Linked DNA regions of Homo sapiens: all the other regions are linked to region 2. The links are chromatin loops, found by intact Hi-C in ENCODE. Cell type or tissue: dorsolateral prefrontal cortex. All regions are shown on one strand. Links, peaks and the distances in the headings refer to the core of each region. The heading gives the core; the rest is flanking DNA.

What was found. A loop is a pair of places that touch in the nucleus more often than their neighbours do. Peaks named below come from ENCODE experiments on the same cell type or tissue, not always from the same donor. Only the 100,000 strongest peaks of a DNase experiment are listed, where the experiment ranks them.
Region 1: a loop joins it to region 2, with 8 times the contacts of the local background. A loop is called at or near these places in 12 of 110 quality-filtered maps.
Region 3: it touches region 2 in a loop (5-fold over the local background); 11 of 110 quality-filtered maps call a loop at or near these places.

What each region holds. Positions count from the first base shown.
Region 1 is chr2:153,767,423-153,777,891 of GRCh38, reverse strand. It overlaps a transcript of GALNT13 not described here. Among named protein-coding and RNA genes, the nearest start is that of GALNT13, 99 kb to the left of the region's middle. In dorsolateral prefrontal cortex, for the core only: no CTCF peak of the experiment used is centred there; no DNase peak of the experiment used is centred there.
Region 2 is chr2:154,370,296-154,380,764 of GRCh38, reverse strand. The region is part of intron 9 of GALNT13 (polypeptide N-acetylgalactosaminyltransferase 13); the gene reads right to left. Among named protein-coding and RNA genes, the nearest start is that of GALNT13-AS1, 82 kb to the left of the region's middle. In dorsolateral prefrontal cortex, for the core only: CTCF peaks have their summits at 4,719 and 4,919 (motif pointing right); no DNase peak of the experiment used is centred there; H3K4me3 peaks cover 730 bases; H3K27ac peaks cover 429 bases.
Region 3 is chr2:153,158,715-153,169,183 of GRCh38, reverse strand. It overlaps a transcript of GALNT13 not described here and the pseudogene ATP5PBP4. Among named protein-coding and RNA genes, the nearest start is that of RPRM, 310 kb to the left of the region's middle. In dorsolateral prefrontal cortex, for the core only: a CTCF peak has its summit at 5,927 (motif pointing left); no DNase peak of the experiment used is centred there.

The DNA of each region.
Region 1 (10,469 bases), core at 2,250-7,249, 600 kb after region 2:
AAAAGCCCTCTGTCCTTGTAACAAGGTAGAAAGTCTAACTGAGCTGACTAACCCAAGCCACCTACGGATGGCTAAACTAAAAGGGCACTCTGTAACACACACCCACTGGGGCTTCAGGAGCTGTAAACATCCACCCCTAGACACTGCTGTGGTCTCAAAGCCCCGAAGCCTGCTGTCTGTATGCTCCCCTAGAGGTGTGAGCAGTGAGGCACTGAAGAAGCAAGCCACACCCCCATTGCACACCCTGCGAGGGGTACAAAGGAGCTTTTCCCATTTTGACATTACTGCATTGGCCAATAAAATGTGAGTAGAAGAGAAATGTGTCAGTTTTGTACATGGGCACAATGAATTGTCTGTTCAATCCCCTAGCTGCCTCTTTTCTGCCATAATGATTGATGGAGGCCTCATGACCTGATCACCAACCAACAGCCCCACCTCCTTAAACTATCGCATTGGTGATTAAGTTTCAACATATGACTTTTTGAGGACCACAAACATTCAGACCATAGCATCCTCTTTGAAATGCACTGAATCTAAGTCTTCTGTATTTCCACCCCATCCCACCTCTGAAACAGGTAACAGAAAAACTCGAAAGTGTCTGCTGCCCTAAACAAAGATAATAGAGGTGACTTCTTATTCATTTGTTTTGTTTTGGCTTATTTCCTCCTCAAACATCAACATTCACTTGCAGGATTTTATTTCAATTTGAAACAATCCTGACTATCCACAAATCATAAAGAAGACACTAACATCTGATCTGCATATTATAGCTATGTCTTTTCAGTAGCTTTGTAGTTTTTACAAAATGTCAATCTACTTCATTAAATTTAAAACAAAACAAAACAAACAAACAAACAAAAAACAGGAAAAACACTTCCACAGGTATGTTTAGTTCATCCAGAACGAGCCTTAAAAGACAAGAAATGGTAGAACCACTTTTCACCATGAGATTCCCCTGTTCACTGAGGAAAAACTTGATTCAGACATGTTGACAGGCTAAAAGCAGCGTTGGCCAAGGAAGAGAAACTTAGTGCCTTAATAATCAAAGTAGAGAAGTTCTAAAATAAGGAGTCAAGGAAATGTTTCATCTAGGAAAAGCACAAAGCCCGGCTGCACTAAGGTTGAAGCAATTACTGAAATGTCAGAGCTGCACAGAGAAGAGAAGCTACAAAGATTGTTATAGAAGGTGACAGTCTTTTTTTAAAAAACATTCACTTTACAAATGTTTTTATAAATGTGTGCTTTATAGGTAGTTAGTTCAAAAATCTTTGGGGTAGATAGCATCAGGAATGAAAGACATGGGCAAGTGAGAAATTGAAAGAAGCTTCTTCAGGATGTTAATGCTTTGTTGGAATTGACATTTTAAAGCTACAAAAAATAACTTAATAGCTGTAGTGAAGCACCAAAGATGTTTTGTCCTTGGAGACAGCTAGGGTGCTATGGGAAGGATAAACAGGGAAATCTAAACATTGTGCTCTTTGGCCTTATTGAACACATTTCAAGGGAAATTTTATAGCCTCTCAAAGCTGAGTTAGAATAAGAACACCAGACTTGTACAGTTGTATTCACAACCAACTGTGATGGGTAAAACATAAACAACTCTCCCTCTTTTGTGTCTTAGTTTTTTAAAACAATTCTGGATAAAATTTTCAAAAATATTTTACTTTCAACCACTTTTTAAAATGCACACCACAAAGGAAACAGCAGATTTCATTATTTGTTTTTTGATTTATTTCTACAACAATATTTCACATCTATGTCAAATCTCTGAGTTAAAAGAGTGTTTGAACAGATATAATAGGTTTTTCTTATTGTTTATTATAGTATCTGCATTAAAATATTTCTTCGAAGTTTCCTATTGATTCACTCGGATTTGCAATGAGAAGGTCACCACCTAATTTCAAAGGTGATTTTATAATTTATTATGGACAAAGTTTCTAATGAATAATCTTAGAGTTTTAATAAAGATACAAGTAGAAAGCAGATTAAAAAAAGAAAGAATAAAATTTCAAACAAATCTTGGAGCAGTATATTTAGTGTGAACCTAATTTCTAGTAATTATACAAGACATAGTCATTCAATATTATTCAGTGTGTTGCATTGTGTCCAAAGAAGGCTCTAGAAAGATGATGTGATTCTTGCTCTTAAATAAGTGCACAACTTTGAATATTTTTAAGGCAGCATAAAGGCATATTACTTATATTTACATGTATTAGATTACTAAAATTACATAAGCTGAGTACATGATGAAAAAGATATTAGACTTAGTGTCCCTAATCTTACTTGGGAATTATGTATCTTTTATAATGAAAAAAAATTAAGAAAGTTTATAGAAAATTTCAGTCATTTTTAGTAAGAGAATAGTTTGCATGATAACATGACTGATTTCCATTTAATAACTTGGGATTTTGCCCTCAATAGAAATCTGAAAAGTAAGTAGAATATATCAACATATGAATGAGGCAGGAAGGAGTTATTATGAAACCTCTATATCAATTCTGGCAATATATTGAAAAACTAAATTTCAAAGTTGACTTAATAAATGAATAAATTTTTAATAATGTATTTTGTGTTAATATTTGACTTGGTTTTGCTTCTATCAATGTATGGTATCCAAATGAATGCCCTAAGTTTTAGAAAGTGAAAGCATTTGTGATCTATTTTTATAAGTCAGTATGACATTATTTTAGTGATATATTAGGTGTCCTAAAGAGTAAAGAAACTTCCTCCTCCTCTGTCTCTAAACCCTACCCCATCCTCTCCTATCTACTTATTCTTAAAAAAGGAAAATTTGCATTACTTCTTCAGTCATTAAGGCAATATGTATCTTTCTATAATAAAGCATCAGAAAAATTAATTTTTACTTCTGTAATAATGACACATGATTGGGATGTTTTCTACTGTCAGAGAATGTGCTTGAGCATGTGCAGTATTTGATCAGAAGTACAACACCAGAAATTATTGTTATAATTTTAATTTGTAGAGACAGGATCTCATTCTGTTTCCCAGGTTGGAGCGCAGTGGCATAATGATAGCTCACTGCAGCCTTGACCTCCTGGGTTCAAGCAATCCTCCTGCCTCAACCACTTGAGTAACTAGGATTACAGGTGCATGCCACCATGCCTGTTTTTTTGTTTAGTTTAGTTTTGTTTTTAAATGTTTGTAAAGATGATGTTTCATTGTTGCTCAGGCTGGTCTGAACTCTTGGACTCAAACACTCCTCCTGCCTCAGCCTCCCAAACTTCTATGATTACAGGTGTGAGCCATCATGCCCAGTCTATCTTTGTTCTTGACTAAATTTCAACAAGAATAAGTTTACCAAAAAAAAGTTTTCTTGTCAAAGGGATTATAGGGAAGTATAAATATAGATTTCCTACCCATATAAACGTTTGATGAATCAACTAAACTCTGCATTTACTTGAAGTCTGCATTCTGTCTTTATATAAAACCCAACTGATATATAATTTAGCTTCTACTTTTTTCATAATTGCAATGCCATCTTCTCCTATTATTTTTCTGATTACAAAATTAATTTGTACATATTAGAAAAATATGGAAAAAAGAGAAAAGGGAGAGAGAGAGAAAAGAAACATCACCTATAAGCCCATAAATATCTAGCAATATTTACTAAGCATTTACTCTTGAGTTTTTCAAGATAATATTTATGATTTAGTATTTATGATGTATTACATTTATTGATTACTTTAATCAATAAAAATTCTTTATATACATGATTAAAAGGCTGTAAATATACCATAGTTTCTATAATATAAAAACATGAATATGTATTTCAACTAGTTTTCCAGAAAAATTGTTTGTTAAAATTCAAATTATACCCCATCAGCAAAGTATGATTCATTCTAATCAATCATCAATTGATTATATCAATATATATCAGTCAGAAATAAATGAACGCACATCAGTGTACATTAATATAGTGTTCATGGTTAGAGTTGGAGTTGAATTTGCAGGTAGAGTTAAGATTAGGGTCAGTTTTATAATTTGAGCTATATATAATTGTCTTGGGATAAGATAAAAGTTAAAGTTAAAAAGAGACAGATCATAAATAGTTGTTCAACTGTGAGTTAGATGTAAGTTGAGGTCTTCAAAAATCTCTCCATTCTACCTTTTCTTCCACAGCCTATTATGATGCCATTCTTCCTACAACTATATCAGATATTCTTATTAAAGTATAAAAGTGTCAATATTTTCTCCAGAGAGGTTAACCTCTTATATTACATTGACTGTAAATGATGTGACAACCATTCTTCTCTTGAAAAGTAAGGGAAAAGAGAAAAAAAACCTAGAAAAAGAGGGGAAATCTTTTCTTCCTGACATCTAAAATTACTTCAATAAAGGACATCTATATTCTATTCCACATAGAGCTTAAATGCAAATACACAATACTACAAAAATCTCACTGATCTAAACTATTCAAATTAAAGTGGCAAGTGACTGACTTGGTATCCAATACGATAGTAGAATTAGTTTGATAAATGAAGAATGTCACCTGCCCAGAGAGGTAGACAACTTGCCACAGCGCATTACAGCAAGTGCCAGAACTAGTTCTGTTACACTGGGAGCTTTCAGCTCAGCCTCAAAGCCCACCCGACCTAGGTAGGGAAGCAAACCTCAACCTGTCATTGCTACTGAGCATAGAAACTGGTCCCATCCATCCCAAGCAGTGACTCTGCCTAGTTTCAGGGCCCAGTCTGCAACCTTGTCCAATTACAAATATCAAATAGCAGTACCACCTGGTCAAGGAATACCAGGCCAGACCCAGTGAGATCTGATTGGCCAGGTCCAATCAGGGGCAACTGCAGTGGCCATCCAGCAGCTGTGGCCAATTGCAGAGTCACATTCTGTGGCCTGGCCCAGTCAAAGGCAACTGTAGTGGCCACCCTGCAGCTCTCTTCAATTGCAGAGCTCAGCCAGTGGTTTCACTGCAGAGGGAGTCCAGCGAGCAGTCTCACCTAAAATCAGAGCAGGGGCAGCAGCCCAGCCATGTAGAGAGCCTAAAACAAGCCCTGCCTGCCCAGGGTTGTTACCATCTGGCCCATCTAGAATCATAGGCTAGACTAAATAGGCAAGGCCTATCTCTGCCAAAAAAATACCTATAAAAGCCAGAGGAGTGGCTGTCTCTACGAATGTAGACATTACTGCAAGGACTTGAAGACTATAAGGGATCAGGAGATCACAACAGCTCCAAAAAAAGCTAATAAAACCTTTTTTTCCCCAGGATGGCGTACTAGAGGCTTTTAGCATGTCTCAGCCACTTGGAAATAGCAAAACAGTGCATAAAGATAAACTCTTTGAGCTTTAATTCAAGAAGGAAAATGAGAATTCACTGGAATAGTGAGCAACAACCCAGATCTCAGGGAGGAGAAAGTGGGCAAGCAGCCCCGTGATGGCATTCAGCTGATAAAAGTGAGAGAAGCACCAGTACATGAGGAAGCAGAGTCTCCTGCTGTGATTCACCTTCCCACTAGGGTTCCATGCAACCCAGGCCAAGAGAGAGCACCTAGTTCCTCTGAAGCCCTGGAGAAAACTTGAGGAGACAGGCAGAGGAAAAGATAATGGGAAAAGCTGTAGGCATTTTCCGATGCCCAGAACTGAGAGGAGGAAATCATTTTCAATTCAGGCTTATAGAACATCAGTCGTTGTTTGGTGACCTGGAAGCGGCAGCCACTGCAGGCATTTTGGTCAAGGGCCAGAGATTGGAGTAGTTGCTCTGCATTGGAGGACTAATGCTCACAGCCAGAATTGAATGGCAAGTGTGGAGAGCACCTCAGTGGTAAGCACTGGAATCAGCTCTCTCCAGTCACAAGACTGCAGCAAGAAGAGTTGCTCAAGCCAAGATTTAATCTGGGATTTGCAGCCAGAGACAGATTTGTGACTTGGAACCAGCCTACATATGCCATTGCTGGGTGCCCCGGACTGCTCCCTTGGTCAACCAGGGTAGAGTGCCCCACTCTAGTCCTGCTCACCTGAATTGGGAGTATGGTCCAACCCATCCTTCTCTTGCATCTGTGTGCAGTGAACCTCTCTCCACCTCACACCCAGGCATATTCCCAGGCATTTGGATCACCCACTCACTTGGATTAGTAAGTTTTTGCTCTTTTTCTGTGCAGAGATTTTGGGGCACTGGAGTCCTCTCCGCTTTATGACTAGACATATTTCCAGGCATTCAGCACACACCTGCTCACCTGGATTATCAGCCTGAGGTGCCCCTCCTTTTTCCTACAAAATCTTTGTTGTAGCAGTGATAACTTCCCGTCTCACAGAGGGACACATTTCCAGGCAATCGAAGTAAACACTCACCTGGATTGGGAGACTGAGCCACCCTAGATTAGGAGACTACACAATCCCCTTTGCAGAAATCTTGGTGCAAAGGTAAACTTTTTGCTCCACACCTGGATATATCTCCAGGTTTTTGGTGTACCTACCTTCCTGGAATAGGAGCCTGAGGTACCATTTCCTTCCCATGCAAAGGACTTGGTGCAGTGGCACTTCTTCTGCTCCACACCTGGATGTAACTCCAAGCATTTAGCACACTCACTCTCACATATTAGGTGTTTGAGCTGTCCTGACCTTCCTATACAAAGATCTTGTTGTGGTGGCAGTTTCTCTGCTCCTTCCCTGGGCATATCACCCACCTTGAGACACATCTGCCCCCCAACCAGATTAGGAACTTAAGTATTTTCTCCCATCCCCTGTAAAGCCCATGTAACAGCAGTTTTTCCAATCATTGCTGGGGCATATTTCCATGTATTAGGCACATATACTTGCATGGATTAGGAGCCTGAGCCACCTTTCCTTTCAGTTGCAGAGATGTTAGTGCAGTGGTGTTCTTTCCGCTTGACACCCAGACATATCTCCAGGTGTTTGGAGCACCAACTCTTCTAGATTAGAAGTTTAGGCCACCCCCCTTCCCATGCAGAGAACTTAGGGCAATGTAGGTCTTCCAATTCCATGCCTAGGCACACCTCTAGGTGCTTGATGGCTATCCACAAGACCACACCTCAAAGATGGTGCCTATGCCTACCATTTGGGAACCTGTAGGTGGGTCTGCCTAGCTCTGCCCCAGTCATCTTGGTCCTTCCCTCCAGGGCTGAGCACGGAGCTCAGACTACTGTGCATTACACAGATCAGCCCATTGTCTGAGACAATAGAAAATTTCTCCCAGTAAACAAGGAATAAGTATACATACCTATGTGTATCAGCTGTGACTGATGATGTAGATGGGTATATACTTGATCCTTGATGCAAATGAATATATACTTGATCCTTGTTTACTGGGAGAAGTTCTCTGGCTCTTACCCATGAGCACCACCCACTGGCCTCGAGGAGAAACAGCATAACACAATAGGAAATCTTTCAACACCAGTGCGTAGCACTGGGTAGCAAGATAAGCTTCCTGATACCAATATCGCTTCAGCCTCATAGGTGCCAGTGAACCTGCTCATATGCCTAGAACATGACTACTACAACCAGAATTTAGAAAAGGCACTATGAAAGGGCTATCTATAACCAAGGAACTTAAAAACAGACTCTTGGTCACTGAAAGCAACCAGACCAAAGTCAAAGGACCATAGACAACATACATTATAGCCACCTCCACAATGAGGGGTAGGGTGGGAAATTTCATCCAAATGAAATCTAACTCAAAAAATAAGGGGAGATAAATTATCCAGAGGAGAAAAAGCCGGGGTGTGGGGGGGCGGGGGGGTGGGAACTCTAAAAATAGGAAAAAAACAAAGTGTCACAATGCCTTCAAGGCACTACATTAACTCTCCAGCAATGGATCTTAACCAAAATGAAATGTTTGAAATACCACATAAAAAACTCAAAATGTTCATTTTAAAGAAGCTAAATGAGATTAAAGAGAAAGCTGAAAAGCAACACAAATAGATCACAATAGCAATTCAGAATATAAAGAAGAGATTGACATCATTACAAAAAGACTAAACAGAACTCCTAGAAATGAAAAATCCATTAAAGGAATTACAAAATACAATTGAAATATTTAACAATAGGCTAAATTGAGTGAAAGAATTTCAGAGCTGAAAGAGAGGCATTTTGAATTAACTCAGACAAAAATGAAGAATTTTAAAAACTGAGCAAATCCTTTGAGAAATATGGTACTGTGTAAAGTGTTCAAACTTATGAGTTATATGTATTCCAGAGGGAGAGGAAGAAAAAAGTAAAAAAGTATGGAAGATATATTTTAGAAAATAATTCAGGAAAAATCTCTTGGCTTTTGGAAATATTTAAATATTCAGATACAAGAAGCTCAGAGAACTCCTACAAGATACAATCCAAGAAGAACCACACCAAGGCATATGATAATCAAACTATCCAAAGTCAACAGGAAGGAAAAAATGCTAAGAGTGGCAATAGAGAAGCATCATCTGTAAAGGAAATTCTATCAGACTAATAACAGATTTATCAGCAGAAACTCTGTAAGCCAGAATAGCTTAGGAGGTCATTTTTAGCATTGGGGTGGGGGAGGGGGAAGCTAGCCAACAGCTTTGTATCCTGCCACACTAACCTTCATAAATGAAAAATAAATAAAGTCTTTTCCAGACAAACAAAAGCTGAGGGAATTTGTCACTACTTGACTGGCTCAGAGAGGTTGTAAAGATGGAAATGAAGGGATAGTATTCACCATCATAAAATAACACTTAAGTACAAAAATTACAAATCCTAGAAAACATTACATACAACTGAAATGCCAAAACAACTAGCTAACAACACTATGACAAGAACAAAATCCCACATAATAATATTAACCTGGAAGGTAAATGGCCTCAATACTCCTAACAAATACAGAGTAGCAAGTTGGGTTAAAAAATAAGTCTCCACCATTTTCTGTATACAAGAGACAGGTGTAATGACTAAAGACAGCTACAGATTCAAAGTAAAAAAATAGAAAAATATATATAACACAAATGAAGAACAGAAATGAGCCAGAGTAGCCATCCTTACATTAGATAAAACAGATTTTATTTTTTATTTATTTTATTTAGATGGAGTCTTGCTCTGTCACAAAGGCTGGAGTGCAGTGGTGCGATCTTGGCTCACTGTAAGCTCCGCCTCCTGGGTTCACACCATTTTCCTGCCTCAGCCTTCCGAGTAGTTGGGACTACAGGTGCCTGCCACCATGCCTAACTAATTTTTTGTATTTTTAGTAGAGATGGGGTTTCACCGTGTGTTAGCCAGGCTGGTCTCAATCTCCTGACCTCATGATCTGTCCCCCTTGGCCTCCCAACGTGCTGGGATTACAGGTGTGAGCCACTGTGCCTGTCCCAGATTTTAAATAATAGTAAAAACACACCAAAGAATGCATTATATAATGATAAACGTTTCAATGGAACAAGAAGATTTAACTATTGTAAATATGTATGCATCTAATACTGGGGCACCCGGATTCAAAAAACAAATACTACTAGACCTAAGAAAACAAACTGATAGCAATACAATAATAGTACGGGACTTCAACACCCCAGTGACATCACTAAACAGATCATCAAGGCCGAAAATCAACAGTGACATTCTGGATGTAAACTGGACTATAGAGCAAATGTACCTATAAGACCTTTATGGAACATTGCATCCAATGACCACAGAATATACGTTCTTTTCATCTGTGCATGGAACATTCTCCAAAGTTAACCATATACTTGGCCATAAAGCAAGTCTTAATCAATTCAGAAAACTCAAAATTATAACAAATAATTTCTTGGACTCAGTTGTTGGTCTTTTGAATGGATAAACAAAATTGAATATTAAAGACTTAAAAGTAAGACCTGAAACTATAAAAATCATAGAAGAAAAACTAGGAAAAACTCTTCTGGACATTAACCTAGACAAAAAATTTATGATGACACCCTACAAGCAAATGCAACAAAAACAAAAATAGACAAATGGGATTTAATTAAACCAAAAAGTGTCTGCACAGCATAAGAAATTATCAACAGAGTAAACAGACCACTTAAATAATCAGAGAAAATATTTGCAAACTATGCATTTGACAAGGAACTAATATCCAGAATCCACAAGGAACTCAAACAACTAAACAGGGGGAAAAAAAAAAAACATTAAAAAGTGAGCAAAGAACATGAACTACACTATTTTCAAAGGAAGACATACAAGTGGCTAACAAACATATAAAAATATGCTCAACATCAGTAATGATCAGATAAATGCAAATTAAGTCCACAATGAAATATCATGTAAAGCCATTCAAAATGGCTATTGCTAAACTGTAAAAAGACAGCATATGTTGTTATGGATGTGGAGTAAAGGGAACATTCACATACTGTTCGTGGGTATGTAAATAAGTTCAACTTCTATGGAAAACAGTACAGGGATTTTTTGTAGAACTAAAAATATAACTCCTATTTGACCCAGCAAACCTATGAGTGTGTATGCACCTAAAAGAAGAGAAATAATTATATTAAAAGGCA
Region 2 (10,469 bases), core at 2,343-7,342:
GAAGCAGAGGCCCCAGCTAGGCCATCCCTAGACTCTTGAGAAATAATAAATATGTCTGGATTTCAGCCACCAAGTTCGTGGCAATTTAGTACACATATTTGTACATATTGATAGACAATATGTTGCCCCTTTGTGTCTTCAGATTTCACTTGGAATGTCTTTTGATGCTGATAGCATTAAGTCCTTTTTCATCTTATGAAAATCTCCCAGAAAATGAAGAAAAAAATTCTGGAAGGATGACTATAAGGTTGTTTAGGTCATCATTTAATTTCTTAATATATACATTAAAAATATTTTAAGAGTTGAACTTTTGGAAATATTAACACATAACTATTTAAGGCTACATTAAAAAAGATATGCTATCACCTTTTACCAAAATGTCATCCTAGAATCTAAAAAGCATTAGGGAGAAAACCATGAAGCAATGGAGACTTAGATTATTAATTTCATTCATGTGAATGATCCCTCTGAGTATAAATTTCAGGTGCATCATATGCTAGCTATATGACCCTTTATAAGTTGCTTTACTCCTGGGTAAAACATATAATTTTTAATACTTCATGGGATTATCATGAGGAAATAAATAGAATGATATATACAAAGTATTTGGCACAGTGAGAGTTAAAGAATGTTAACTCGTGTCAAAAACCTGATAAATACCTTTTGTTCAGTTATAAAAACTTTAAAGTATTTCATAATCTAATAACAGGTTACTGTCTTATTTATTCCACTTTTTGAATTTTTAGACATAAATAGAAATATTTAAGTTTAATTTTATTTCTTCTGCTAGATAAAAAAATTTGAAAGCAATTTTCAGTGATTTTAGTCATAGATTAAGATATTTGCTACTTCACTTAACAGTCATTAAGATAAGTGTTTTATTAATATTTTCATGGGGTTCAGTAATCTTAATTCCTTTAATCTTTTTAAATGCATACTTAACTTTGCAATTGTTTTCCTGCCCAGGATTCAGTATTTACTGAGTTAAGAGTTACTCAGCAAGGCAGTGTTGCAGAATTCATTGTAAATTTTAACAGCATTAAAATTGTACAGTTACTACATAGTGTAATTATAGATTTCTGTTTGACAATAAACCAATGCTGAGTTTCAATATTTAAGAACACAGACATTATAGGACTACTCATTAATTATTAAAACATCAGTATGTTTTTACATTTTAAGTAGTTTCTAGATAATTTACTTTTAAAGTTTGTTTTAAATACATGAGAATCAAACAGCCTTCTAAGGAATTGAATATGTAGGAGACTATTAGACAATGTTAATAGACCAAAAATTAATTACTTTAAAATTATTTGCACTTAAGCAATATCTTAATTTTCATTCACAGCTTCATAACCATGATATCTACTATTAAAGATAGTCTGTAGTAAGATTAAGAAAATGTTAAGAACATTTGATAAAACCTGGTTTATGAAAATCTAGTTTAAGGCTCTAAAAAAAAGTAGAGAAAGCTACATAGCATTTTACAAGGTGAGTTTATTTTATTAAGACATATTGGTAGTCCTTAGTCAATATGATATGTCTTTATTATCATATGAAAATACAAAATTTTTAACCATTTTACTAAGATGAGCGAATGACATAACATTTAGTTTTTTTAATATCATAGTTAATGTAGTTTTGTTTTCTGCTTTAAAAGGGCTAGCATCATTTATTAAGCACACATTATGTATTTCTAGCCACATATTCTATGTCCTCTGAAATTACTGCCGTTATTATGGTTTCATTTTACGTACTGTAACAGGAAATTTCCTTGAGACTGGGCCTGAAACATTTTAAAGTCACAGTTTATCAAATTTTAAATGAAGAGAGAAGAGTCTTGACAATCCAAGCCAAAGTAGAGGCATCATGACAAAATGTTGCAGATCAATTGTTCATTCAAGGAAAAGTATCTTTAAAAATATTTATATTATTTCCATTGACACATTGTAATTGTAAATACTTATGGGGTACGATTTGATGTTTTAATACTATATATGTTGTATAATGATCAAATCAGGGTTAATCTCACTCATATGTGAAATTTAAAAAAAAAATTTAATAGAAGCAGAGCCGAAGAGTCGATACCAGAGAATCGGGAGGGGAGGAATGTGAGAGGTTGGTCAATGGGTGCGAAGAAAAATTATCTGTGACTTAAAAATTCACATTTGTTACATACTTTTGTAAGACAGCAAATTGTTGCAACCAATCTGCGGTCTGCATTGTTAAACATAGGCAGAATAAAATGCAATTCTGTGCATGTGTAAACTACATTACATTAGTTGCCTACAACAGAGAAGATGGATAATGGTTTTGAAATATATTTCCTAGAGCTCAAGCGTTTCCTAATAGCAGGAGGTGTGGAAGTGAGTCCTTCTCCCTAACTTAAAATATTAGTTACGTATTTCCTTATTGTCTCAAGTGAAGGCACAAGGCTGCACATCTCAAATCATTCCTAAGATAGTCAACCAAGGAGTCTCAGTAACGTTTGTGATAAATGATTACTTCTTAATCTGAATATTGAGCAAGTATAGCAGAACAGCCTCCTCCTGCGATCCCAGTGAACCTCTTGAATGTGGGTTGTACTTAAATGTGGTGTGTTTCCTTTACAGAGAATTGGCGTTCTCTGTGTTCGTTCTCCAGACAGGGAACTTAAGGTAAAATAGTCTGTGGGTCTGAAATCTGAGCAGCGTATATGAGGTTGGGGGCACTCCATAAGGACAAGGGTCATATAAATGTAGTCACAAGGAAGAAAGCCAAGATAATCCAGCCAAAAAGGAATGCACTCCAAAAGGGTGGCACGTCTTTAGAGATTGAGCTTTGATTTCCTCTAGGTCACAGCATCATATGATCAAAACACTAAACTCTTTCTGTGAAGCCTTCTCTGACTACCCTATCTAAAATGACTTTGCTTCTTCACCCAGTTCCTGTTCATGATCTATTAATTTCCTCAGCTACTATCATAATCTTATTTATTGTCTGTCTTCATACTAGAAGGGAAGTACAATGAAGAAAAAATATTTTGTCTGTTTCATGTACTTCTAGATCCCTAGGACCTAGAGGAATGCCTGGGACATATTAGATAATAAATGATGAATGAATGAACTATTATTTTTAAGTCAGATTAACTACGCCAATGTAACTTTTCATTTTTATTTCTTTTGTGTTCTCCCCTAGGCTTTAGCGAAGTCTCATTTGAATAATTTGAGGTGAATGTATGGACTAAAGCCTATGAGCGGTTCTTCCTTTATTGTTATATTTAGAAGTTCTGGGCTTGATTTAGTTAGAGGAGCAAGTGCAAAGAAAAGGCTAATTCCTCCCTCCCTCCCTTCCTACCTGCCTGCCTTCTTTCCATCCTCTTTCTTTTCTTTCTTCTGTAAATGCCAAGAAATTTTCAGTTGCAAAAATGAAATAAACATTTCCATTGTCAATCAGCATGGGCCATAAATGTGTAAAAAAGCTTGGTCACAAAAAAGACAATGAACAGAACCCAGACAACCCAGAAAAGATATCACTGAATGAAAAGATTTAGGTCCTTATCAAAGAGGAATTATCATAGTATCTTCTGTAATTTAATATTTGTTGTATATACTTACCAAGCTAATATATATTTAAATATGAACAATTTACATTGCCTATTATTCTCAGCACATCATTTCACTGTTTTCAAAAATACTATTTTGAGGTAATCCTGCAGGTAGAATTATAAAGATATATCTGAACTAGGTAGATCCTAACATTGTATTATATTCCAGGTTCTGGTACTAAGAATATTCAAAATAAGTTCTACAGTAACCCTGACAGGAATCTGCTTTAGCAAGACTTAGTCTTTTCTAGGTGTGAGGGATTATATATTTATTAATTTATAAAGGAAGGTATAAAGCTGAGAGAACGCATCTGCAAATCCTTAGATATTTACTATAGTTTAGGGGGCAAGTCTTAAGATTTTTCTGCTTTATTTCTTCAACCTCACTTTATGGAAACATGGAAAATCCACGAATAATACTGTCCTACATATTAATGAGTTTGAATTAAAAAAATTCTCATGATTTTTCAGTTTTGTCCTTTTTGCCATAATATTCTCATAGTTAAAAGTTGACACTATTAACCTGTAATTTGCTTGTTTTCTTTGGTATAAAAGATATTCAGTACAATTTTGATATTAATTTTGACTTCTATATAAATTTAAGAGATTTCATTAAGACTCAGACACTAAAATGTTGTACTCTGTGTACTTTTAAAAAATTTATTAACTAAATTTGTTTTAAATAAAGGCATTAATTCTTACATTCTTTTAAAAAATCTATCTGCTGGAAAAAAGATTTTTTATCTTTATGTGCTGACTTGAACAAAGATTACATGATTTAGCTCAAATGTATCCCATCTACAAAATATGCCCAGGAAAAGACCCGTGTTCTTATCTGACTATATAATGCAATATATTAGCAAAAATATGTGTCATTAAATAGAAGTAGCTGAACTCAAAATAGGCAGACTCTAATGAAGATGAGATTTGCTCATTAAAAGTAATACAATTTTTAGAAAAGAAAAAAAGTGAGGTGACTGAAACACCCCATTCTGTTTCAACCATCTTCATATTCCAGTTAAAGCTATGCTTATTGTGGATTTTCTTAACAAATAGAATGTCTTTGTTGGGTATTTAACTGTTCCATCCAATTGTTTCCAAATGAAAAGAAGGGCAAATTATATATTCCTTTTGTCTCTCTTTTGTGATATATTGTGGGCTTTGTATTTTGTAAAAGCTGAACGTATTCAGTAACAACTACGTCCTTCCAACAAAATGTATTTTAAAAGAATTACAAAACCTCTAAGTGAACATGCCAGGTTATGCATTGCCGGCACAAAAGGAAATCTGTCATGTGGATTCTCATAGTCTTTATTACTCAAAGTATCCAGTAGATGGAAGCCTTTCCCTTTTAAAACTTAAAGCTGCTTCAAAAGCATACATGCAGTCGGATTTGCTAATCCCTCCGTGCAAAAAAACAGTCCCTCTCCTAAGAGCGTATCAGAAAGACCACAGTTTGCGTGATTTGTAAGTGGTTTGAAAATCGCATTATTAAAGTCAAGTTGTCTTGACCCCCATGAGGTGAATGAGAATGGGAAGAATAAATTGATTCTTGAAGCTAGTCTCTTGGTGGCTGCGTGGGTTTGTTTGTCTTCCTGCATTAGTGTCCACGTTCTTGTTGCCCTTTTTCAGTGATAAATTTCCCAGGCTAGTGGTTACATCTCTTTCCGTCCATTATCGTTCCTTGGAAGCAAGCGCCCAATGAGCAAAGAAGGACACTCTAAATTAGATCCTCCTGGAATGAGCAAAGGAAAGTAGCCCAGGGTTTTTCCGGAGGGTGATGCTAAAGTGAAGACTTACTGTGTTTCCTCCTTGTCCCTATGTATAGCTCTATCTTTTTATCTTGGGCCTGTCCTCTCTGTCTTCTTACTAGTCTTAAGAATTTTTTTCTGGCTGGATGCGGTGGCTCAAGCCTGTGATCTCAGCACTTTGGGAGGCAGAGGTGGGCGGATCACAAGGTCAGTAGATCGAGATCATCCTGGCTAACATGGTGAAACCCTGTCTCTACTAAAAAATATAAAAAATTAGCTGGGCTTGGTGGCGGGCGCCTGTAGTCCCAGCTACTTGGGAGGCTGAGATAAGAGAATGGCATGAACCCCGGGAACCGGAGCTTGCAGTGAGCCGAGATTGCGCCACTGCACTCCAGCCTGGGCAAGAGCGAGACTCTGTCTCAACAACAACAACAAAATTATTTCTGTGAAAAACTATAGATTATATTTACATTTCCCTGTCCAGGAAATGAATGACTGTATTCTAAATAACTGATCAGATTTAATCATTGAGGTTAATTAAATCACTATCTATCTATTAGATTGGTTATTTAGCTCGTTGTCTTTTTGAAAGATATTTAAAACAAGGGTAGTTAAAAAAATAAAAATCTGGGCTTGGAGCATTTCAAAGTACAGTATAAGCTGGGTTTGTCAGTTCAAACCTCAATATGGAATCAACACTTCATCAGGGAAGCCACACTTTTCTTTGACTGCAAAAGGGGCAGTTGAATCATGTTTCCATGTGTTTACAAGTCATAACTAATGAAACAATTATGTGCAATGACAACTTCTGCTGGTATAGTTAGAGTACTTGAAATAAACTTTACATACTTGCCACTGAATTGCATCATAATTAGATAGGTAATGGTTCTCCCATCCTTTTTTTCCTTACTCAATTTTGAAGTTTATAGTTCAGCTTTAATTTAGAGCCTTATCTCTGGTAATGGCTTCTAACTCTTCCAACAGCTCATCGGTTTTCCTTGTACTAAACAAGAGCCATCAGCTCACTTTTCATTGAAAACTCATTTAACTGTCTCCCCATATGCTTTTAAGGACAAAAAGGCAATAGTGCTTAATTAAGATTTGAAAAACAACAACTACCACAACTTCTCCAGATTAATAAGTATTCCTTCTTCAACAAAGGGAGATCTAGATAAAATATTTGAATGATGCTTACCGAATATTAGAAATTCACCCTGTATCTCAATGGCTTTCAGCAATATAGATAATTAAATCATATTACCAATTTGCAAAATGGAGGTTTCAGTCTCCCAAGTCACAACATCAATTCTATACTGCACAAGAGTGAAGAAGGAAGAAAGCCGGGAAAGGAAGAAGGCTGGGAGTAAAGACAGTACTTCATGTTATAACTGGTGAACTGTCTCAGTTGACAAGTCTGAAGGAGGCACTCACAAAAGGCTTTGAGGAGTTGTAGCAAATTTTGAACACAACTTTAGCCTCACTTCTTGAGACCAAAAAATGGCACTCAGAAGTATGAAATCTTAAATAAAATAAAGCAAAACATAAACAAAACCCACAGAGCTCTGAGTATCTTTGTTATTGTTCACACTCTGTAAGAATCTTTAGTCCTTAAAACAGTACTCCTGCCACACCTGTTAAGTGGCTATTACAAGGCCAAGGGAAGACTTGTGCCCAATATGGGAAAACGTTTGTTGTTACTATTCTGCAATCAAAACCTGTTTTATGTCTTTTGACTTAATGATGATGTAAGTAAAGACAATATAAAAAGCAGTGGAAACATGGGATGCTCTTTTATTTTAAAAGCAGGTCTGATTTTTATACAAGATCTTTTGAGGGCAAAAAGTCCAGTGATGAAGTTGTCTGTTCTATCCCTTACTGTCTATATGCTCTTCAACAAATAATATATCTTTTTGGACAACATTTTTCTAAGCAGATTGAAGGTCTGAACCAGACAATCAGCTCTCAAGGTTTTGAATTTGAATTTAAAATTATCTTCAAGGTTTTGAATGATCAAGACATGGACAGTCAGAATCAAAGATGAAGGAAACAGAAAATTCTGGTGCCATTATGATTCAAGCCTCAATTTAAATGACAAGTACATATATGTAATACAATCTCAGTTTTGTTATAACATTTCTTATACTTAATTTGGTTACTAGCACAACTAAATTCAATGTATTTTTTCTTTTTAAATAGTGTTTCCTCACACTGTACCAGATGTCTTAATCTTAGCATCTGGAATAAATAAGTGTTGAAGGTTTGCCATAAAATGTATGAAAACTGAGGAAATATTTTTGCAAATGATTCATTTTTTATATAAGTTTTCAGTACTCTAATTGACTTTGACATTAAAATACTTCTTTAAATATTTTGACTTTTTAAAACCAAAATATAATTTCAGTTATCTTAGCTCCTAGGAATAGTGTCCTTTAAAAAGGAAAGTGTTCTAAGAATTCTTTTGACAGAGTATTAATGATTAAATAAAAAACTGAGTTTATCTTTTAACTTATTTTAAAATTATCATATTGAAAAGGGCAAAAAGTAAATGGAGTTTATACAATTTTCATGATTTAGGTTTATGTGTAAAAGGAATGATTTTTTTTCAAATATAGAGCAATGTATGCACACTGTGAAAACTCAAATATGCTGAAAGGGAAGAATAAAAAGTGATAATCACAGACAATTTCACTACCCAAAAATAAGCATATGTAACATTACCTTTGATATTTATTTTGTATGTCTTTTTCGGCTAGCTAAAAACATACTATATTTTGTGTGTTTATATTTTACCTCACTTCCTAAGAAATTTCTTAATAAAAGACACCTTGTAAATATTTCAATGGCTGTATCATAACCTAATAGAAGTATCATGATTTAGTTGATTGGTCCCCTGTCGTTGATTGTTAAATTTTATCTGTGTGCAAGTATTATTACAAATGACATTGGCATGAATGCATTTGTACATAGATATCTGAATGCAAACTTATTTCTTAATAGGGCTCCAGGGACCAGAAATCTATTTTCTATTGCCTCTAGTTGTTAGGAAAAATTTGCAGCCGCACAAATCAATCAGTACATCTGGGGATTAGAGGATTCTTCCATATGCTGAGGTCTTGACTTCTTTGGATTACAACCCTGAGCAAATTCTATTCTTCTCTTGAACTAGACGAATTTCAAAATAGTGTGACAATAAAATCTCACTCAATTTGGTGGATTCTGGAGGTTGAATTAAACCACTTCTTTTCTTTACAAATCCAGGTAACTTCTTTACAATCTGAGAAAAGGCTAATTTTTTATGAAGACATTAAGCTTTAGAATCTTCAAAGCTTTCTGTACTATTGACTGAAAAGTAACCTTTATTTCCCATTCTTGATGAGAGCATCTCTTCCTAATATGTTGTAATAACTCATTGAATATCAGTTTAGGCAATGAATTTTCATTTTATTTATATATTTGTCTATGTCAGGTATAAGTGGTTAAACTTGTGTACTTAAACTTTGGAAAGTTCTGTATTAAATAGATTAATGGATTGTCCATTCTTATTTAACTAAATAAAGGATAGGTGAGTATTTTTATGTGTATGTTGACTTACCTCCTGATCATGACTCCAAGACTAATGTTTCTATGGGAAATTAAGATTTAATTAAAGCACACACACACAAAAAAAGCTTAAGGCCTTGTTTTCTACCTTTCCCTACTCAGGATCAGAGTATAGGTGCAAACCAAGCAAGTTGAGTTCCTCCAGTGGTTAAAACGAAAATGCCTACCCTTGTTACCATCAGATGTGATTTCTAAAATTATGCAGAGTTTCTGTCCCCTCTGCCCTCCTCAAGAAATTTCCTTTTGCTATTGTTTCCTCTTAATCCTGAATCATCAGTTTCTCTCCCTTTATATAGGATTTTCCTCATGAATTCATAATATCCTCTTGTATTTTCTATTAAAAATACAATCAAAACTACAGTAATAACAACATATACTTTTCTTGCCACATGGTCACCCCTCTGCTGTCACACACACTCAAAAACTTCTAGAAACATTTGTCTATAATAGTGATTCACAACATTGACAGCAACATTATAATTACCTGGAAACTCATTAAAAATACTCCAGCTTCAAAAATACTTTCAAGTTCATCCCTCTACTTCTGGTATGGGATCAGGCATTGGAAATTCTCTAAAGTTCCATGGGTGGATCTGGGGTTAAGGGACACTAGCATATGTTGTCATTTTCCATTTCCACACTTCCTATTCTGCCTTCAATCTACACTTAGGTGGCTTCTATCAACACCACTCCATTGAAACTCCTCTAAGTCACCAATTCCTCCCATGTAACCTGATCTCATAGTCACTTCTTTGTCTTCATCTTCCCTTCTCAGCAGGGTTTCACTCAGGTGCCTATTCCCTTCTTGCTAGCTTATCTTTTCTTGGCTTCCATGACACCACATTCTTCTGGTTTTCTAACTTTATAGCCATCTTTGGTTCTCTTTGTTGGTGCCTCCTCTTATGTTGGCCTTCTAAATGTTGTGCCCTGAGACTTAATTCTGAGACTCTTTTGTTTTAATGGAAACTTTCTTCCTAGGGCATCTCATTTAGTCCAGTGGATTTAAATACTAGCTATAATTTTCAAATTGTTACATGGATTTAAATATTATCTATAACTCTTAAGTTAACACTAAGCCTGATTTAACTCAAGATTTATAAGTCTGCCTATTTGACACCTACACTTGAATATCTAGAAGGGCACCTCAACAAATCTAAAAACAAAACTCTGGATCTAGCCCAACCCAACCCCAAAATGTTCTTCCTTCAATCTTCTCCATTTTAGCAAATGGTACCTCTAACCACACAGCAGCTCATAAGAAACTTAGAAGACTTTGTGCTTCTATTTCATCATTCCCTTTCATTAACTTTATTCACAAACCCTGTTGACTAACTCTATGTCATATCTTAGCCCATTTCACTTATGCCATTTCTCCTACTGCTGTCCTCACCCAAGTTATTTTTTGACTGTGAAGTAGTCTTAACTAGTTTTCCTGTTTATGCTTTTTCCTCTTTACATCTAATATTCCACATAGCCACCAGAGTAATTTTTTGAAAAACGCATATCAGACTTTGTTGTTTTAAACCTGTTCA
Region 3 (10,469 bases), core at 3,701-8,700, 1.2 Mb after region 2:
ATTGACCTAGGCAGGGCTGCCAGTGACAAATAGGTATGGTGCATATCAGAACCTTTGTGTTTAGTTGATAGCTGCCTGATTCCTTTCCTGATACAAAGGAAGCAAGTGACTGCATCTGAAGCAAAAATATTTTTTTCTCCTTTATCGGCATAACTAGTTTTTTTTTTTTAAACTATAGTTCCAACTTTGTTGCTAGAGAAAAAACAGCTGGTAGGAGGAGTGTAACAAGAAAAGAGGCTTAAAGAAAGCTGTGATTTCTACAGTTATTCTAATAAATGTGTGAAATAGCCAATCTGGAAGCACAGGAAAAAACCAACTGAAAGTATATGAATTGACATTTGGGCATATGAGGTCTCCTCTTCAACAATATGGTAAGAAGTTTGTCTGTTGTAAAGCACATGTGGCAATTAATAAGAGTACGTTAAGTTTATTAATCAGGCACTTTACATGTACTAGTTAATTCTTTAAAAATCATGGGAGATAGGTATATTTTATAGATGAAGAAACTGAATCACAGAGTTGAAGACATTTATCCAAGGGCATACAATCAATTAAATGGCAGAGTAAACAACAGTATTATTAACATATGTGTACTTGAAGTTTGCTGAGAGATCTTAAATGTTCTCACCACACACACACCCCTCCACACACGGTAACTAAGTGGAGAGATGCGTTAATTAGCTTGATAGTGGCAATAATTTCATAATGTATATATAGCAAATTATAATTTTGTGTACCACAAATATATAACTTTTTTGTCAATTATGACTCAATAAATCTAGAGGGAAAAGAAAATAAAAAATATAAAAACAAATGAAACAGTAAGAATTCCAACCCAGGTCTGCTGATTCAGGTGACGGTAAGTCAATATTAGTCAACGTTAAGCATTGTGTAGAAAATTATCCTATTTCACATTAAAATATTTCCAAAGGAATTTAGAAATAGTCTCTGTTCTATACTCTGACAAGAATGCAAATTCTGAAAATGTCCTGTCCTTCATTAAATGATCAATTAAGGTAGCATTTGAGGGAAACATATCATCTTGCCTTCCTCTACTATCCTTCAATATTTAAGTACCATCAGCAGTGCTCATTGGATCTCCAAAGAGAGAAATGCTAGGAACCTAAAAATCCCTCTGTCCTTTACTAGCTACTTAACATGGCTAAATCTTGAGGAGTCATAGCATGGTGGACATTTTGAGAGAAGAAACACTGTTTATACCAGTTAGGACTTGGTTTCTCGCCCTGAGAACTTAGCTGTACCACTTACGGTCTTAGGAATCCTTTCTCCCAACAAGAAGCAGACAAAATAGCCTCTTTGTTCCTTTCCTGGACACCATCCTAACCTTGCTCTTTGAAATCTTTCTTCTAAAAAAGTAAGGAAGAGGATGCAAAAATTAGCCCATAGAAGCAGCCTTTTTCTAAGGCTTGAGTAGTACACTTCACCTTTCCTTCCCCTTGCTCTGTAACCTAATCTCAAGAAGGTTGTTCAGATAAGAGTCCCAAGAACATTCAACTCCAGACTATCCGATTGCACCAGATTGTTTCTGGAAGACACAGAAGAATGATCTGTGAAGCAATCACCAAAGGAAGATAATACAATGAGGAAAGCCATCTAAAGGAGCCTGCCACAAAATTTTAAAAACTCTGCATGGCAACTTGACCCAGTTGTGTCATTGACAGAATTATTTCTTCTCAGGAGGAAAGACTAGGTTATGCTGTAGTAACCTAAAATCTCAACGGCTTACAAAAGGGAAAGTTTACTTTTGGTTGCTACTACACGTTCAACACAAATCAGACAGCCTGGTGAAGAGGGGAAAAGAAAAATATGCCTAACCTCAAACTGGCTCTCAAAGTTTCTGCCTCTGTCCAGATTCAATGGGCCAAAGAAAATCAGATGGTCACTCCCAAGTTTAAAAGGCAAAAATGTATGACCCTTCTGTTGGGATGGATACCACATATTATGTGATGCCAATGGAAGTATCATTTGCTCCAAGAGAAGGACAGTGACTATTATGAACAAAACTACAACATGCCACAGACTGTGTTTCTTGTCTAGTGGTTTATTTGTGGTGTACCACAAATTTAGCAGCTTAAAACAACACACATTTATTCTCTCATAGTTTCTTCGGGTCAGGAGCCTAGGCACAGCTTATCTGGGTTCTCTGCTTCAGAGTCTCACAAGGCTGCAATCAAGGTCTCAGTCAGAGCTGATACTGAGCCTGGGGTTTCTATCCAAACTCACATGGTTGTTGGTAGAATTCAGTTCCTTGCAGCTATAGGACTGAGGCCCTCATCTTCTGCAGGTCACCTTCAGTGCTTTGCCATATGGGCCTCCCCACTGTAGCATGGTGAGTCACCCACCTGGTTACGCAAGGTTATATGTCCACTGCCTGAACCCTGAAGGCCAGGCAATGTGCCAAGGCCACAGTGCCCAGCCCAAGAGCAGGTGTCCTTGAGAACCCAAACATCCCAGAGAGTATCTGAGAACCTACCAAGGAAAACAGTCCCATCACACACACACACACACACACACACACACACACACACACACACACACACATGCAGTAGGCAAAGAGCCAGAAAATTAGCTTAAAAGCAGCTTAAGAATGGGAAGCAGCATGGATCTCTAAAGTTGTCTTGCTGCCATCCAGGAGTGCCTCACATGTAAGTCCTAATAAACTCCTCTACTTGCCAATCTGGATTTGTCTGAGTCATTCTTTGGTCTCTCAGCTCCCTCCTAGTTTGGGAGGAATGTTTTTTAATACAATTCCTGGTTTTTCTCATTATACCCATACAGGCAGCCCACAATATGGCAGCTTGCTTCTTCAAAACCAGGAAATTAGTCCATAGAATACTGCCAGGATGATAGAACCTTCTATAACATAACATAATCGTGGAGGTGGCATCCCATCATCTTTGCTCTATTGTATTGATTAGAAGCAAGTCAACAATTTCACCCACAGTTAGGGGAGGTATTGTACAAAGGTATGAACACCAGGAGACACAGACCTCAAAAGCCATATTAAAATCTGTCTGCCACAGGTGGTGGGGTAGGAAATGAGTGGGGAATCTTTGGGAATCTTTAGGCTTCCCCTAGAGATTAGAGTATGCCACTCGTGTAAATTCCAAAAACATGGCCAAGAATGTTCCAGTTATTACCAGAGACATGATATTATAGCTTCCTGTGTCGGTAAAATTAATCTATTTAGACATTAAGATCATGGCACTAGTTTTATTTTAATCCCATTATATTTCCCCTGCCCTGAGGCTGCTATTCCTCACTAAGAAAACCATTTTAAAAGTACTGGTCATGATAATAATGAAAACCATCTTTGCTTCTTTATTTTTATCTTGGTTTTTAGCAGGATTTTAAAAATATGTACTGATCCTAAATTTATTCACATCCTAAGGCCTATTTTATCTGCTGCTTGTAAACTATCAGCATTTCCACATTAGTCACAGACGATGTGTGTCACCAGCATAGCTAATAAATACAACCTATGCAAAGCAGCTTCTACCAAAATAAGAGAGAATACCAGCTTCCTGGTTTCCACAATTAGTGTATATTATGTGTTTATAAGCCAAGCAGCTCAAAAAGGCATTGCCAGAGAATATACTGAATGAAAATGTTTGCTTACTAAAAAGATATTTCTAAATGTTAATCATGACCAATTTGCTTTTTCGTAAGACTAAAATAATGCTGCAAAAGATTTTCAAATACAAGTTGACAAAAATAAATCTGGCTGTTTGTAGCAGTTTATGGTATAAGAATTATGAGGAATGTTTTTATTTAAGGAGTAAAGGAGTAAAATCCATTTCAAAGGGAAATGCAAACATTTTACAGAGCATAGACTGTGTGGTATCACAATACTAATCAAGTGCCTGTCAGATGGGATGTATAATGTTTCTCTCCCACTATAACAATCAAAGTACCCTTATCTTTCACCACAGTTTTATAATGAAACAATACTGTGTTTACACACAGCTGCTAAATGTCATTGCCAACACCAATGACAATATGACCTCAAAGACTGTGTGTTGTTCTTGTCCTCAAAGGTGCCAGAAGGCAACATGATAATCCAGATGAAACCTAAGAAAAGGAATTACAAAAGGCTTATATGCAGGTCAGAAGATATTCAAACTGACTTATAACTAAAGATATGCCAACTCAAACAGTGGGATATACCTTTTATCCAATATAGTGTCACAGATCAAAAGTTTTGAAAGTACTGTATTGGCCATGGTACGGAGAAATGAATACTTTCAAATTATGATAATCAGAGTAGAAATTGGGGCAGTCTCCTTGGCAGGCAACCTGGTAATATCCATCAAAAAATTAAAATACAGGAAAGGGGAGTTGGTGCACAATGAGTACAAAGTCCTATTATGCAAGATAAAGAGGTTCTATAGATCTGCTATACATCATAGTGCCTATAGTTAATAACATGCTACTGTACACTTTAAAATATGTTAAGAGGAGATCTCATGTTAAGTATTCTTGCCACACATACACACACAAAACACAAAAAAAACACAAGAAAATTTTTGGAGATGAAAACAAAAACTAAAATATGTTTAGTATCTTGATTGTGATGATGGGGTCACAGATGTATGCATATATCCAGATACATCAAAATATATACATTAAACATGAAAATTTTTCACATATCAATTATACCTCAATAAAACAAAAATTCAAATACACGTAAACACAGACTTAGCAGTTTTGCCAAGATGTATACTCAACCATAATCATAAAGACATTTTCTCAAGGAACCTCCCAAAAAAACATATAGTAAAAATAAAATGAAAAAGCAAAACACAGATGTGTGTACATGAGATGTTCTCACTCGTTTAAAAAATGGAATATATATGTTTATGTATACATTTTTTTCTAGAAGAATAAACAAGACCCTATTGGTAGTGGTTATCTCTGGAAAAGGGAGATGGACTATGGAGTAGAAATGTATTTTACTTTTTATTTTCTAGCCTCCAGTACTATTAGAAATTTTTACCATTCCAATTTTTCAATAAAAATAAAATAAATAAGAAATAAAACTGACTTATCTGGATGAATCAGATACAGTGAAAGTCATATTCTAATTAAAATTATGGAATTATATTTTGGCTTCTCAGCCTGATCACATTTTTTTTTTTTTTTTTTGAGACGGAGCCTGGCTCGGTCGCCCAGGCTGGAGTGCAGTGGCGCGATCTCGGCTCACTGCAAGTTCTGCCTCCCGGGTTCACGCCATTCTCCTGCCTCAGCCTCCCGAGTAGCTGGGACTACAGGCGCCCGCCACCACGCCCGGCCAATTTTTGTATTTTTAGTAGAGATGGGGTTTCACCGTGTTAGCCAGGATGGTCTCGATCTCCTGACCTCGTGATCCGCCCGCCTTGGCCTCCCAAAGTGCTGGGATTACAGGCTTGAGCCTCCGCGTCCGGCCAGCCTGACCACATTTTAATTGTCCTTAAGAGGCAAAGTGACTGATAGGACAGTTCCCACTCAGAATGCTAATTTGTTTCCTCTGGCTTTTTAAGGGTATCTATGCTTTGGAGACTTATTCCAGGTTATTGTGACCTCAAGGAAATCAGCTTGTTAATCTCGGGGTCATTTGAAGGTGAAAGGTTTGAAGTTCTGAGGGTTGAGAGCTTAGTTGGGACCCCAGGCCTAGATTCACCAGTGCAGATGTTAAAAAGCCATTTGTTGAGGAAGAAGTCAAGAAGCCTCTCAAAATATGATTAGACAAATTGCTTTTGGAAAGTTTCTTTATGCCCAAAGTATAACGCAGTCCTGAAACTGGATTCCCAAGGTTTAAAGACCGAAACCAAGAATGGGCACACACACCAAAAAAAACCCTGAATTCTCAAACCCACCTCAGTTTGGGCTCCTCACTTACTCTAAAATCAGATCCAGACTACCCCCTGGTGGTTGCCTAGAAGAGACATTCCTTTCTGTCTCACCATGCACTTGGCTTCAAACAAGTGGGACCTTATTTTATTATGAAGACAAACTTCCCAGAAATGGAAAATATAATCCAAATTGCTATCAGGCCATGAAAAAATATCTAGCATGGCAGTATGAGTGGAGGCTGAAATGGAGAAGAGAATGACTGGTAAGACATTTTATGTTTTAGATTAAATGTTTTTAAATGTTTCTCTGCTTTGCAAATGCCTCTTCTTCTGGCCTCACTGTCCTTTCAAAGGCCACAACTTTCAATCGACTTGAGAGAGGCCCCAGCCTCTCTCAGCTGTAATTGATTCATTGGCTCTAATTTGTGTTTCTGTGGGTTGATGTCACCTCAGCATACTCTAAGTCACTAAAGACACATGACATTACCTCATTTTCTGAATTACCTAACATCCCTAGGTAGAATTTGAATCTCATGGTCAGAACTGATCAACTTATATTCATCTCACTACATTTGACATTTTCTGAATTTAGTGTTAGTATAAGCTATGGGGTCTGAACATTGTTCCTGGAACAATGGCATCGTCATATAAATACAAAAACATCTATGGGTATCTAGGTAGCATATGTTACTAGAAAAATGAAGAGCTGCTGATTCTTCCAAGTGTTCAGCTATTTTCTCTGTTTCATTTAGTTGTAGTGGAAGTGTGACTCTTCCCAGGGGGGCTGACTTCTTGAAATTGCCTTTCCTTATCTGAGGCTGGGATTCGAAATGTTTTTCCAATCATCAAAAGCCCTACAGAGTTTCGGGGAGGAGAAAAAGGGGTGTCCCATATTTTCAGGGTTTGAATAGGATCCTTAGAACTCTCCCTTTATGCTAGTGCTTCCTGTTCCTCATTTTAAAAGCAAAGGATTAAAATGTCGTTATGATTTTTTAAAATAAAAGACCAAAAGGTAACATTCCAAAAAATGGATGAAAAATGTGAAAATTAACTGCTAAAATTAAAACTACATATGGTCAAACAAGTAAAAAAATAACCCTGTACCAAGAAATGGCTCTTTGAACATGTTCAAATGGCTAAAAAGTGACTGATACCTGTCAGCATTGTGGATGTAGAATACCTCAATTGACAGAAGCTGGAGTCTCTCTGGCAGCTCCTGAGTTAGGAAATTCTCCAGTCATCCTCCTTATCTCATGTCAAAGATTCATGCCTACAGCCAGTGGGGTGCATTCACGCCTTCAGATAGCAAAAACCAACTACAAACCACTCATCAATTGCCAACAATCAATCTTAGCAATTTGTCTAACCAATCAGCAACTTTGTGGAGACCATGAACCCTTCTCTTTCTGCCTTCCCGCCATTCTTTCCATATGCTTAGATAATCAAGTATCATAAACTGACCCTTGTTAGGTGTTGAAACAAGTGCAAAAGATTGATGGTTGCCAAGTAACAGAGGCATTATACATGGCAAGGCAAAAGTGGAAACTGACAGGTCTTATTATGGCTTACAAGACTCTACAAAACCTGAGCCCAGTCCTTCTCTAACCTCCTTCCTTCATTTCTCCCCTCTTGCTCTGTTCCAGCCACAGTCACTTTCTTCATGATTTTCTCTCACACCAGACGCATTCCTGCCTCAGGCATCTTCACTTGTTTTTTTCTGCTTGGAATACTCTTTCTAGATATCTTCCTGACACACTCTCTCTTAAGTCTGGCTGAACTCTTACCTTAATATCACCATCCCATTTAAGATTTCTTCTCCCTCATCCCTCCTGATCCCCTTACTTTGATCTATGTTTTACACATTTTAAATATTATAAAATTTAACTTTTATGTTTATGTATTTCTCCCTATCCCAAACCACACACAATACAAAATCATATCCACAAAGGCAGGTGTTTTTGTCTGTTTCTTTCACTGCTGTATCCTTGGTGTCTAGAAGAGTATCTGACATGCGGTTAATACTCGGTAAAGCCAATGTTGTTAAGTGAATAAGGAATGAAGACACTGACACTGTAAGACAAATCAGTTCTTTCACTGTGCAACATAAGGATAAGCCCAGGTCAAGGAGGCACAGCCTTTGGTCCAGAGCTATCAAGCAGTTCATAAGCGGTGTATTGCATAGCAGAAGTGAACCAAGTCAAAGAGTTAATGTAGCAGAACTTGCTAAGTCTTTAACAGTAATTGTTGGAATAAGTCTAGAACAATGTGGTTCAAATGGCAGCTTGAAAGATTTTACTGCCTTTTAATCTAGTATATTTTAAATCTATCTGCTAGCCTAGCCAACCCTACCTTGCATAGACATCGTCACTGGCTTAAAGAGCCTGCAGTCATTCTCTGACAGTAATCTCTCATTTTCCATTTCTCCTTAAAGTGATGCTTTCTCAGAAAGGATGGAAGACCCTGGAGGTGAATCTAAATAACCTAATAACTTGAAATTTGGCTCCTATCATTCCCATCAGAACTATGAGTTTCCAAGGATACCACTATGATATTAGCAAGGGGATCTATATTACTTATAATCAATTGATTGAGTGGGGGGAGATTCTGAACCACTTTCTTCTAATCTCTCTGAATTATCCCATGACTTATCTGGATGTCTACCTTTGAAATGGCTGCTTTCCCACTATGGACACATGCTTCTCTCTTTTATTTCTCATGAGTTACAGAGTACACTTGTGTAGTCATCTTTTTCTCTACATCACTGATAAGTTCATGACCTACATTCAATCAGCAGTCAAAAAGAAAGTTGCATGAATGCTAAATCTTCTTGGCAACTGATCACAAATAGATATCCAGTACACAAAGATGCAAAGCAGAAAGGAAAAAAAAATGTTTGTTGAGCAAATACAGCTTGTTATACTCTTTACAGATATTACCCTATTTCAACATTACAAGGAATTTTCACATGAAATAGAGTATGCCTTTCCCCATCAACTGAATAATAAGCTCCTGGAATATGCGACCCTGCTGATCTTGTTCATCACTGTATCCTTACATCCAACAAGATGCATGGCCCATCAGAGGCACTCAATAAATAGTTTTGAATAAATTATTAAATACAGTCATTGCAGTTCCTCTTATCTGTAAATCTGGCCCAAATCCCAATTCTATATCCAGCCTCATCAGCTGTATTTTACTCATAAAACTGAGCCTCACAAGATGGTTGGAACATTCTTTCTACATCCCAAGATTGCTTCCTTTTTTTCCCAATTGTTACTTTATTACAATATGGTGGAGTTCATTACAAATTTAAACTATAGCTTGATAATCTTTAACCAGACAGTTTTAATAAAGGCAAACTACTTATTTAAAAGTGGTCATAGAACAACTCAAAATGTGGAGTAAGGAGGATGAGAAACATCTGACTGGCCAATAGATTTAGTTCTCTCAGTATAGGAAACTCAAACTTTTCATGTTTAGGCAAGGTAAACCGTAACTTCAGTAGACAGCAATACAGAAAGATTTCATCACATAGACTAGTTTCCATTTAGCAGGTCAAGGGTTTTTAGCTGTCTCAATTGGGATAGATAAATTTACAGGACTGCTCATGCTTGAGCCTTCTTTGATCAACAATGCACTTTTGATCACCAACAACTTTTGATCAGCAATGCACTTGGCAATTTTCTTTTCTAGCTGTGCTCTGCACCATTTGCTTCGCTACCACATGCTTTTCCACCCAGTTTATCATGTGCTCTTGTTCCTTTCAACACATCATAACCTGCACAGAGATATGATAGTACAGGTGATTCTTTACCTCCTTATATACTCGATGCAGCCATTCCTGAAGAGTATTCTCCAAAGTCATAGCAATGTTATTCCTCTTGGCATCAAAAAGGTAATGGCACTTGTGACCCACAGCCTGCTGTGACTTCTCCAAATCAATGGTATCCTGGATTTGTTTGATGGAAGCGTACTTCACCTCTTCTAGTTGGGCAATTTCTTTTTTTGCTCATTCAGTTTATCAGCAAATTCTCCAACAGAGGCACCATATTTTTTAATTACAAAGATAAGTAACTCTACTACTGGTATGGTAGAGAAGATCTCTGGGGTAATTACATATATTTCTTTGGAAAGAGCATACAACGTAAGTCCAGTTCCAAACACATAAGGTCCTGTTATACCAGTTTTAGTATAAAGAAAATGGAAGAATTCCTCAGGGATCAGCCCAAGATGAACTTCTCCTCCATATTCAGGAAGAGGTGGTAGAGGAGCAAGACATGGCTGCCCTGTGTGAAAGCTCCTTGTTGCCTGCAATACCCCTGGACTGGGGAGGGCTGCCTTCTTCAGGGAGAGGGCTTCTGTGGAAGCAGAAGAAAGTGCCCCCGGGACAACATGCTCAGTGAGGGCCCAGGCCAAAGAATCTGTTAGAAGCCCAAGACTACTAAATGCAAAATAGTGATCACCAGAAACTCAGTTAATGTAGAAGAACATCATTCTGTCTCAGCTCAATTTAACTTTATTTTGACATAGAATCTTTAGTAAAACATCCATTTCAAATGCTACCTTGGCCTGTTTGTAGATAGTTCATTGGAGCAGTCTAGGATAAAATTAAAGATC